Regions from separate parts of the Homo sapiens genome. Here region 1 is linked to region 2. A link is an interaction called in ENCODE POLR2A ChIA-PET data of the cell type or tissue named here. Cell type or tissue: Panc1. All regions are shown on one strand. Each heading gives the region's core, and the rest is flanking DNA. Links, peaks and the distances in the headings are about the cores only.

Region 1 (5,383 bases), core at 322-5,321, 430 kb after region 2:
CCCTGAGGACCACCAGCATATTTAAGGGAGTCGCTGAGGAAAAGGCACCAACAAAAAACAGGAAGAGGAGCAGCCAAAAGGATGAGAAAACCCAGCAAATCTAGTATCTGAGAAGCTGAGAGGGAAAATTGAGAAATAAATACACATTTTTTTCTTCGTGTCGCATAGTGAACGTGGGGTGGCTCAAAGAAGACAGGGTGAGGAAAGAGAGAGAGGGGTTGTCTTGATTAAACGATTGTGGCAGCAGATGGCCTTCCTCTAGCTGAGGCAGCCACACAGAACACAGATTTACCACTCACGAAGATTCTGCTGTTTCAGGCCTTGGCAGAGAATCATTGGCCAAGCTGCAAAACCATGTCTGATCTATTAAGATGAGATGATAATTACCCACCAATAATTCGTTGACATTTTTCAGTTAGTAAATTCTATTTCAAATGCATTCAACTGATAATTACTGAGGGCCTATCATGAACCAGACAGACAAAACGCCCGTGTTTGTGCAGCATATTTCTAATGGGAGGAACTTTCCTTGTAGTCAGAGAGGATATTACTTTGCTGGGGCTGCCATAACAAAGTACCACAGGTTGGGTGACATAAACATCGGAAATTTATTTTCTCACAGTTCTGGAAGCTGGAAGTCCAAGATCGAGGTGTGCGCAGGTTTGGTTTCTTCTGAGGCTTCACCTCCTGGCTTGCAGATGGCCACTGTTTTGCTGTGTCCTCACGTAGTCTTTTCTTTGTGTGCACGTATCCTTGCTATCTCTCTGTGTGTCCAGATTTCCTCCTCTTGAAGGACATGACCCCAACAACTCAGTTTAACTTAATCACCTCTTTACAGCCCCTATATCCAAATACAGAAACATTCTGGGATATTGAGGGTTAGGGCTTCCACATGAAATTTGCGGGAGACAATTTAGCCCATGACAGAGGGGTTTGTCTTTGAGTTGGTCATTTTATTTTGTTCTTTAAAGTATTTTGAAATATCAGACATTTTTACAATAATATTTTGAGGCGACAAATTTAAGTGAAAGCATTTTTTTTTATTTTGTCAGATTCAATCAGTATTTCCAATGGACTTCATTGGGTCCCTTATAAATCATTAAGTTAAAAGCAGGAATCAAGGAAAGAATCTATTTACTGGCCTTATCAAATATGATGTTTATCAAACAACCCAATACCATAATAATACCATAATAGAAGAACCTTGCTTTTTAACATTCTGTTAAAAGAGGGCAGTCATGGTGGCTCACGCCTGTAATCCCAGCACTTCAGGAGGCCGAGGCAGGTGAATCATTTGAGGTCAGGAGTTCAAGACCAGTCTGGCCAACATAGCAAAACCCCATCTCTACTAAAAAGAAATACAAAAGTTAGCCAGGCATGGTGGTTGGTGCCTATAGTCCCAGCTACTCAGGAGGCTGAGGCAGGAGAATTGTTTGATCCCGGGAGGCAGAGGTTGCAGTGAGCCGAGATCATGCCACTGCACTCCAGCCTGGGAGCCTGGGTGACAGAGCGAGACTCCGTCTCAAAAAAAAAAAAAAAGAAAGAAAAAAATCTGCTGAAAGAAGTCCCAGTCAATATAACTTACGGTTAACTTTAATAAGCAATCCCAGCTGCAAACGGAGTAAGTGAAAATGACCAGACCAGAGGGAAATGTTAGAAGTTGCTCCTCCAGGCTCTGTAGGCCTGTGTTGTGAAGGGTACCAGCCACCTCCTGCATACACACAAGACTCAAGCACCATGCCACCTGTCGTGAGAGCTTCCATAAATGCTGTGTCTATTCATGGTCTCTGCATCTAGAGGGAGAGACCTCAGCCAAACTCTGTTATTCGTACATTTAGATGACAATAAATAGCTCAGTGTTTTAGGTGGTATGACGATAACCGATGCTTGTGTGAAAAGCAGCTGAATGGGTCTTTTTGGACAAGGCAATGCCACAAGGTTTTGAACTCCATATCCTATTCTCAGCCTCAGTTCATCTTTTGAAACAGTGTTGCTCAGCAAAGACATGGAGCCTCCATTGGAAGAAGTCAGATGTGATTAACGCAGGCCAGCAAGCTGGAGAGGGAAGAAATGGGCGCTTTGGGAAATCTGTAAAGGGGATGAGGTTTGCCACACCGTTTTCAAGTAGTTGGGGTGGCTTAGCACACTGCTATAGACTTTATTCAGCCCAATGTCAGGAAATTACCCAAGTTTGGTTCACAGGAAAGAACAGCAAAGGACTGGTATGCTGGAGTTTCTTCCTTCTATTGATCACGCCAGAAATTAGATCATTTAGGATTGAACAGTAGCCCTACCCCAACACATACACACACGCATATGCACACACACATGCACACACACTCTTTCTCTCTCTCTCTCTCTCTCTCTCTCTCTCTCTCATATGGGCAATTATAGCAGCCTGTGAAATGTCTGCACCTGCAATCTTGAAAACTCTGCCCAATTCTGGCCCTTATTGATGCTTCCCTGACATTTTAAAGACAAAATCAAATCTGAACTCTAAGCAGAATATTATCTTTACTGGTTTAAGAAGGAAAAAGTGTGGTGATAGATTCTTGCTGAGTTTGGCCTTATTTTTATTATACTTGCAAAATAGAATATTTGACATCAGCAAGTAAGTGATTCATTGAACAAACATTTATTGAACAGCTACTATGTGCTAGGCCCTGGAGGTTAAAAAAAATCTTAAAAAACACCATCTCTGACTTTGAGGATTTTGGAGCACTGTGGATTCTCCTCTTCTCTGTGTATACATAAGATATCAAAGGTGAAATTAGAATAGCAACTGCGTTTTAATCAAAGGTATATTTGCCAGGCTTTTTGCCTGAAAGCTGCTGAAAAGTAGAACAGAATCTAAAATCTTCTGTAAGATCCTAGCACAGAGATCTCGTGATAAGTGTCTGGTAACCTGGAAGCAAAGAGACCACCACCAGTCCCAGTCCTTAATGGATGGGGATCTCTTTTTCTGGCCATCCCAACCTCAACATCTTGGCTTTTGACTTTGGACAGCTGTTGTGGATGCAGAACGAGAGTAGACACCCCTGATTACTCAAGGGCCCACTCTGGGTCAGTCAGTGACTGAATATTGTAGCCTTGCAATACCATGGCCAAGTGAACATGGCCCGCCCCCAGTGGGCCCTTCTTTTCCTGCACTGTTGTCTCCCCAGATGTACGCTAGCTAGGCTTATTTTTAAATGACAGCTCCCTCTTGCCAGAACTGGAAAAACCAGGAACTGACAGTACATGGTGTGTTCCTACATAACAATGATAATCAATCTTGTTAATCACTTGGAAACAAAAAATGAATTGGAGGCTCTTTCTAGCCTCCAGGGAAATGGAAGCCTTTCAGTTCTTAGAATTTCACAGGCCTCACAGCTATCTTATAAAAAAAAAAATAAAAACTTGAGCAGTTCTTTCTTTGTTTGTTTCTTACATACGTGTAAGATTTATTTTTAAATTTTATTGTGTTAAAATACACAAAATATATAATTTACTATCTTGATCATTTTTAACTGTATGTGTAGTATTCAATACTTTTGTAATGTTGTTGAACTGTCACCACCATCTATCTCCATAACTCTTTTCATCTTGTAAAACTGAAATTCTAGACCCACTTAACAATAACTTTCCATTCTTCCCTCCCCTCCCCCAAGTCCCTGGCAACCACCATTCTACTTTCTGTCTTTATGGGTTTTACTACTCAAATTACCTCCTATGAATGGAACGATACGGTATTTGTCTTTTTGTGACTGGCTTATTTCACTTAGCGAATGTCCTCAATGTTCTTCACGTTGTAGCATGTATCAAGATTCTGTTCCTGTTTAAGGCTGAATATCCCATTGTACGTATATATCACGTTTTGCTTATTCATTCATTCATCCATCAGTGGCCACGTGGGTTGCTTCCACATTTTAGCTTTCAATTATTTGGGGGTATATACCCAGAAGTGAAATTGCTGGATCATATAGCAATTCTGTTTTTAATTTTCTGAGGATCTGTAGTACTGTTTTCCACAGTGGCTGTACCATTTTACATTCTCACCAGCAATGCACAAGAGTTCCAACTTCTCTACATCCTCAACCAACACTTGTTATTTTTTGAGGTGTGTTTTTTAATAGCCATCCTAATGCGTGCGAAAGAACACTTTTGTACTGTTTCTGGCAGGTGGTGACCTACTTGGCAGGCTGTGGCCTACAGAGCTGCCCCATGCTTCTGGCCAAAGGATACCCTGATGTCGGCTGGAACCCCATTGAAGGGGAACGCTACCTGTCCTTCCTGAGGTTTGCTGTCTTCGTGAACAGTGAGTCCCACATTTTTCCATACCTCTTATACCCAGAATAGCATGATCGTGGATACCTACAAGGAAAAGGATATCCTTTCCATTGCTTCTTATCTGAAAATAGGGGGTTGGTGGCTGGCAAGAGAAATCTTAGGGAGAATCACAGGTGTTTGGTGGCTGGCAAGAGAAATCTCAGAATCAGGCCAGACAAGGATAAAGAGTAGAGTCCAGTGAACAGAGCACTGAGCATTAGTCCCAGGTCCAGCAAGAAACTCACCGCAGAGAGGTCATCTCTCTGCACTGTAAAAGGGGGCCTTATGAATATCATCATTAATACCTCACCTGTTTCACAGAGCTAAATGCACATGTACATCTAGATCCCTGGACTGTTGGATGGATGGATGGATGAATGAATAAAATCAAGTATAACTGAGTAGCTGTAAAAGATAAGTAAACTCCCAGGAGAAAAAAATTGCTATAACAACCCTAAATATTATTTGTCATAATACAATCTACCTCCCATTTATAGTGAATTCCAACACAACCAGAATTCTTTAGTTGCTCTGGAATAATATGCTGAATATTATGTAAATAAGTGGGGTACTTTCTTGAAAATGAGCCTTGCCTCCTAAGAATTTTTGTTATAATACTAATTCATTTGTATTGACATTATAGTTATAGTCCCTCTCTGTTCTCTCAGTTTGGGGTTCCAGGCTAACAAATTGCACTAAGCAGGTTAGGTGATCTCAAAGAGAGATTGCAGCTAACACACAATCATGCCAGTTGTTCTAAGAATTTGTCTCAAAATATGTTGATATAATGTGATCATTATATTCCCGTGTGCTTTTCTTGTTGTCTCTCTACCCTCCCATTTCACCTGCTTACTTTTCTTCACTGTACTATACTATAGTCTTAATATTTAAATGGTTTCTTTTCTCCTTGTCCTGGTTAGATTGCAGGCCTTGAGGTGGTTGCTTGTTATCCCTGGAACCCACCCAGCCAACTTCCTAATCAACTCTCTCTGCTTCTCTCTGCGTATTCATCACTGCATCCTTCTTGTTTATCACCAGCTTTGCTAACCTCCATTTTCTTCTCTTGAGGGCAGTT
Region 2 (5,383 bases), core at 193-5,192:
AACACCCATGTCAAAGATTAACTAACCACATATATGTGAGTTTATTTCTGGGCTTTCTATTCTGTTCCATTGGTCTATATGTCTGCTTTCACATCAGTACTATACTGTTTTGATTACCGTAGCTTTGTAAGATATTTTGAAATTAGGATGTGTGACACTTCTAGCTTTGCTTTTCTTGCTCATAATTGCATTGGTTTTGGTGTCTTTTGTGATTCTATACAAATTTTAGGGTTTCTTGTATTTTCTGAAAAATGTTGAAATTTTACTACAAATTGCATTGAATCTGTAGATCATTTTGGGTAGTATGGGCATTTTAACAATATTGATTCTTCTGTCCATGAATATGGGATGGAAATTTCATTTATGAGGGAACATGGGCAAAGCAAACTCCCAGGGTGTTTGTCGTGTTCTGGTGGAGCACTCTGCTGGCTGCTCAAACTGCTGCCATGGTCTTTAGCACATGTGAATTATACCTCTGAGAAGGTGCTGAACTGTGTGCTCTGAGTGCCTCCTCTACCCTTTCCCCAGGCCCTCACCCAGGGCTGGGACCCACACTTGATTGGGGATGGAGATTGGGATGACTGAGCGCAGAAAAAGTCAGAACGACAACTGATGAAAACAGAAGTCTGAAAGAATGTCCAGGATCTTAATAGTGGTTGTCTCTGGGAGAGTATTATTTATTTTGTTGTATTTTGCTTGTCTAAGTTTTCTGAAATAAACAAATAGGAGGAAAAGGTTGGAAATGTTTGTTTTAATGTATACAGGAAAGAAAAGTTAGATTCAGAGACTCTTATGACAGCAGTGTATCTCCAAAATGTCCAGGAGAGAAAGTAGCCCACCCCAGGGGTAGCTGTGGCCCTAGAGGGGCTGCAGTGGATCCACCCCAACGTCAATGTGCATCAGAATTTACCCAACTAGTTCCACTTGCTGTAATGCCATGCTCACCAAACAACATTCTGATAATAATTTAGTATCCCAGGAAAATTGTCTTCAGGGAGAAGCTGCACTCACTGAACACAAGCATCCACCCTCCTGTTAGTTACATTTTCTTCATTAAAAATTAATACATTCACTTTCTGTATTTGGTTTTTGAGATGATGGATTTTTTTTTTCAGATCCCAGCTGAGAACAACAATCCTCTCTCTGTCTAGCTATTGTGTTTGCCCTGGTGTGTCCTGGGGCAGATGCAGGCTCTGCTTCTCCTCTGATAGTGGGAAGGGAATTTGAATTTCAGTGAACAACTGTAACCAATTATTGGAGTCATTGCAGAAGATCAGATATTTTATTGAAACGATGTCAGAGAATAGAAAGGTTTAATTAGACAGGGTTATGGACCCCTTTTCATTGAAATCATATTTATTCAAAGATTATCTGTAGCATTTTGAATTTAATTCCTTAGCATAACAGTGGAGAGAAATAGAAACTTGCAAAACCAATTATAACAGTTCATCAAAGCATTCAAGAAGGATATATAGCTGATCAAAAAGCTCATGTAACCTGTATTTCCTATCCTGGCAATAGGGCTGCAGAGGAGAAGACAGAACAGGCACTGTACCCTGTCTAACTCGGTAGGTGGTGGGATAACTCCATGTGTCTCCATTCATTCCCCATCATTAATTATGACCACTGCTCTAACCCCATTTTTCTGTAGTGTGACTAATTAAATAGATTTTTATATATACATAAAATTGTATATTATATTGTTATATATATATATTAGATATAGATAGATGGAGTTGATTTGTTGTCACTTTTTCCTATAGTCTGATACTCAGTTTTATGTTCCTATGTTCCCATTAGCTCAAGGCTTGGGCTTCAGAAGGGAAGAAAATGAAGATCTTAGCTTCTAGAACTTACCTTTGGTTCTCTTGTCCTTTTCACAAACTTGACAGTGTTGAAAATGAGGTTCATTGTACCACACAAGAAAAAGGTAGTCCTGCCTTAAAAAGTCATTTAAATTTCTATTCTTAAGGGTTTTTGCTTAACCAGTTTTGTAAGTTTAAAAGCTTTTAAAGGCAAACTTTATGGAGATGGAGATGGTATTTCTAAATTCTAAAGCTCTTTTCTTTAACAGATTAATGCTTGATGGTACTGACCTTAGAGTCTTAGGTGGGAGGAGGCCTGTGAAAAAAGATGGGAAAATGAGAAGCCTAAAATTTTCAACACTTTCAAGTTTATGAAAAGGACAAGGGAACCAAAGGTAAGTTCTAGAGGCTAAGGTCTTCATTTTCTTCCCTTCTGAAGCCCAAGCCTTGAGCTAATGGGAACATAGGAACATAAAAGTGAGTCACCACTGAGTCATCCACAACCCTCAGGCTCAGGGCTGCTTTCCCAAGAGAAGCCGGAGGAGGCAGAAACCCCCTGGGGAGTGTGGCACTCTGCTTGGCTCCATGTCCAACATGGCATCAGAGTCATGGAGCAGGGGGAGCTGACGGGACAGGTGAGGCTGGGGCAGTGCTCCTGGCTCCCCCAAAGCCTCAGCCTGCCTGCAAGGATGCCTATGTGCCCTGTTCAAGTGATGGGAAGTGCTGGGAGAGCCAGAGCACCAGCAGGATGAAGAGGCTCCCATGAGAGGGGTCTTTATAAAGGTGCAGGTAGCTGGGACCCAGACTCCAGAGATGAGTACCAGTGCAAGATCTGAGAAGGTTATAGGGGATGGGCCATAACACAGTGGTTACCAGTTAAGTGTATAGATCAGATGAGCCATCCTACAGCAGCAAGCCCCCAAAGGATACCCACCGCAGGAACACTGTAAGGTGTCTGATCCATCTCTTAGGAAGGAGAAAGATAGTAAAGCAGCACTCTTGAAGGCTGAGGATTTACCCAGAGACTGTGTCATCCAAAATGTATGAATCATGCCAGGCCCCGTAGGAAATTGAACTTTGAATAATATGATTACTTAACCAAAAGGAGACTGTTTAAACCCTAAGAGACAGAAACTCTAATTAGCAAGTTAATTAGCAAGTACCTAGAGGGGGTGGAGGCTTACAGGAAATTAACTACAACTTCTTTGTACATGTGAGTATATAGTCTGAGTTATTTGTAACCCTGCTACATTGGCTAAGTAAAACACATGAAACCCCAAGGAAAGTTCTTTCTCTTAGCTTTGCTTTGATTGCAAAGTGTGCTTGCTTAGTAAGGGAGACAAAGGGCTGGGTGGACCCAGTCTACCTAACTTACCCTACCCCATGTCCATGACCTCCGTCACTGTCCACCCTTTTAGGTTGTGCCTGTGAATATTCCCCTCACCCCACAGTGAATCATTCCCCTAGACCGCTTCCTTTTCCCCAACTCACAGTGGCTAAAACAATCAGGAAATGTATTACCTTCCCTAACTGAAAGTCCAGAGGCTTCAGGCTAAATTGATTCAGTGGCTCAGCAATGCTACCAAGGCCCTGATTTTGTTCCATCTCTCGAGTCTGTTATTATTAGTGCTGTCTCAGCTCTCAGCCTGGTGGAAGTTGGCTGCAGCGGTTCTAAGAGTCGCGTGCAGACACTGTCTTTCTTTTTTAATTTTTTTTAAATTATACTTTAAGTTCTAGGGTACATGTGCACAACATGCAGGTTGGTTACATATGTATGCATGTGCCATGTTGGTGTGCTGCACTCATTAACTCGTCATTTACACTAGGTATATCTCCTAATGCTATCCCTCCCCTCTCCCCCCACCCCACAACAGGCCCCGGTCTGTGATGTTCCCCTTCCTGTGTCCAAGTGTTCTCATTGTTTAATTCCCACCTATGAGTGAGAACATGCAGTGGTTGGTTTTTTGTCCTTGTGATAGTTTGCTGAGAATGATGGTCTCCAGCTTCATCCATGTCCCTACAGACGACATGAACTCATCATTTTTTATGGCTGCATAGTATTCCATGGTGTATATGTGCCACATTTTCTTAATCCAGTCTATCATTGATGGACATTTGGGTTGGTTCCAAGTCTTTGCTATTGTGAGTAGTGCCGCAATAAACATACGTGTTCACGTGTCTTTATAGCAGCATGACTTATAATCCTTTGGGTATATACCCAGTAATGGGATGGCTGCGTCAAATGGTATTTCTAGTTCTAGATCCCTGAGGAATTGCCACACTGTCTTCCACAATGGTTGAACTAGTTTACAGTCCCACCAACGGTGTAAAAGTGTTTCTATTTCTCCACATCCTCTCCAGCACCTGTTTCCTGACTTTTTAATGATCGTCATTCTAACCGGTGTGAGATGGTATCTTATTGTGGTTTTGATTTGCATTTCTCTGATGGCCAGTGATGATGAGCATTTTTTCATGCAGACACCGTCTTAAGGAAGCTAGACCATCTCCTCCTGTGTGTCCCCAAAGCTCTCATCAGACTTCTTCCGAGTCTCATCAGCAGAATTTTGTCACTAGCCTTTTCTAAGCCAAATGCCAGCAAGGGTAATAGGATTACAAAGATAAAATTAAACTATCTTCAATAAAACTGGTATTATGACATCAACAAGAAATATCCATTGCCCCTTCCCCATATTCCTGCTCCAGTAATGGGTGATTAATTTATTCCTCCCCCTTGAAGTCTTGGGTTATTCTTGGGGCAGCGGGGGGCAGTGTGTGTGGCATGTTCTTCAACCTCTTTCAAAACCTTTGAGCTGTTAGCATCCTATTCATTCCCTGTGTTGAAGTGACCAGTGCTGAGTGGGGAGGATGGAGGCACTTTAGATACTGTTGAGGGTAGAGCCAGGTAAAAACTCATGAGTAGGTCTGAATTGCAGACTACTGTGAGAATATGTCTCACCATATTTCTCTTTTTCTCTTAATGTCACTTTTTAAAACTTTTTAATTTTTATTTATTTATTTGAGACAGGGTCTCGCTCTGTGGCCAAGGCTGGAGTGCAGTCGTGCACTCTTGGCTCACTTCAACCTCTGTCCTCCTAGGTTCAAGTGATTCTCCCACCTCAGCCTCCTCGGTAGCTGGGACTACAGGGGCACGCCACCATGCCAGGCTAATTTTTGTATTTTTTTTTTTGTTAGAGGTGGGGTTTCACCATGTTGGCCAGGCTGGTCTTGAATGCCAGACCTCAAATGATCTGCCTGCCTTGGCCTCCCAAAGTGCTGGGATTGCAGTCGTGAGCCACCATGCCTGGCCTCCCTTTTTTATTTTTTAAGTGAAAAAAGAAACATCTCTCAGTGTAAGAGCTAATCTTTCACCTAGCTTTGGAAGCTTATTGTGCCAAAAAGTTATCTGCCTCCTTATCTGGATTGACAGTACCGAGTTGTCTCCTATGAGCTGCAGTTGCCCTTGCTCAATCTAGTTGTAGGTTTCAATTTTCCCTTACCAGCTTGACTGAAGCTGGCTGATGATAGAAGATTAGAGACCCTCTTACTCACCTCTCTTGCTTGCAGGTGAGAAAACAGCG

The links. ChIA-PET counts read pairs that join two places held together with the same protein. Peaks named below come from ENCODE experiments on the same cell type or tissue, not always from the same donor. Only the 100,000 strongest peaks of a DNase experiment are listed, where the experiment ranks them.
Region 1: POLR2A ChIA-PET joins it to region 2 with 7 read pairs; 2 of 35 experiments call an interaction of 5 or more read pairs at or near these places.

Annotation. Positions count from the first base shown.
Region 1 is chr15:33,702,758-33,708,140 of GRCh38, forward strand. It overlaps RYR3 (ryanodine receptor 3), which reads left to right. Exons shown (of 104, transcript NM_001036.6): 43 at 4,162-4,297. Among named protein-coding and RNA genes, the nearest start is that of CHRM5, 260 kb to the right of the region's middle. In Panc1, for the core only: no CTCF peak of the experiment used is centred there; no DNase peak of the experiment used is centred there.
Region 2 is chr15:33,276,687-33,282,069 of GRCh38, forward strand. No RefSeq gene overlaps it. Among named protein-coding and RNA genes, the nearest start is that of RYR3-DT, 31 kb to the right of the region's middle. In Panc1, for the core only: no CTCF peak of the experiment used is centred there; DNase peaks (open chromatin) are centred at 2,110 and 2,295; H3K27ac peaks cover 1,195 bases.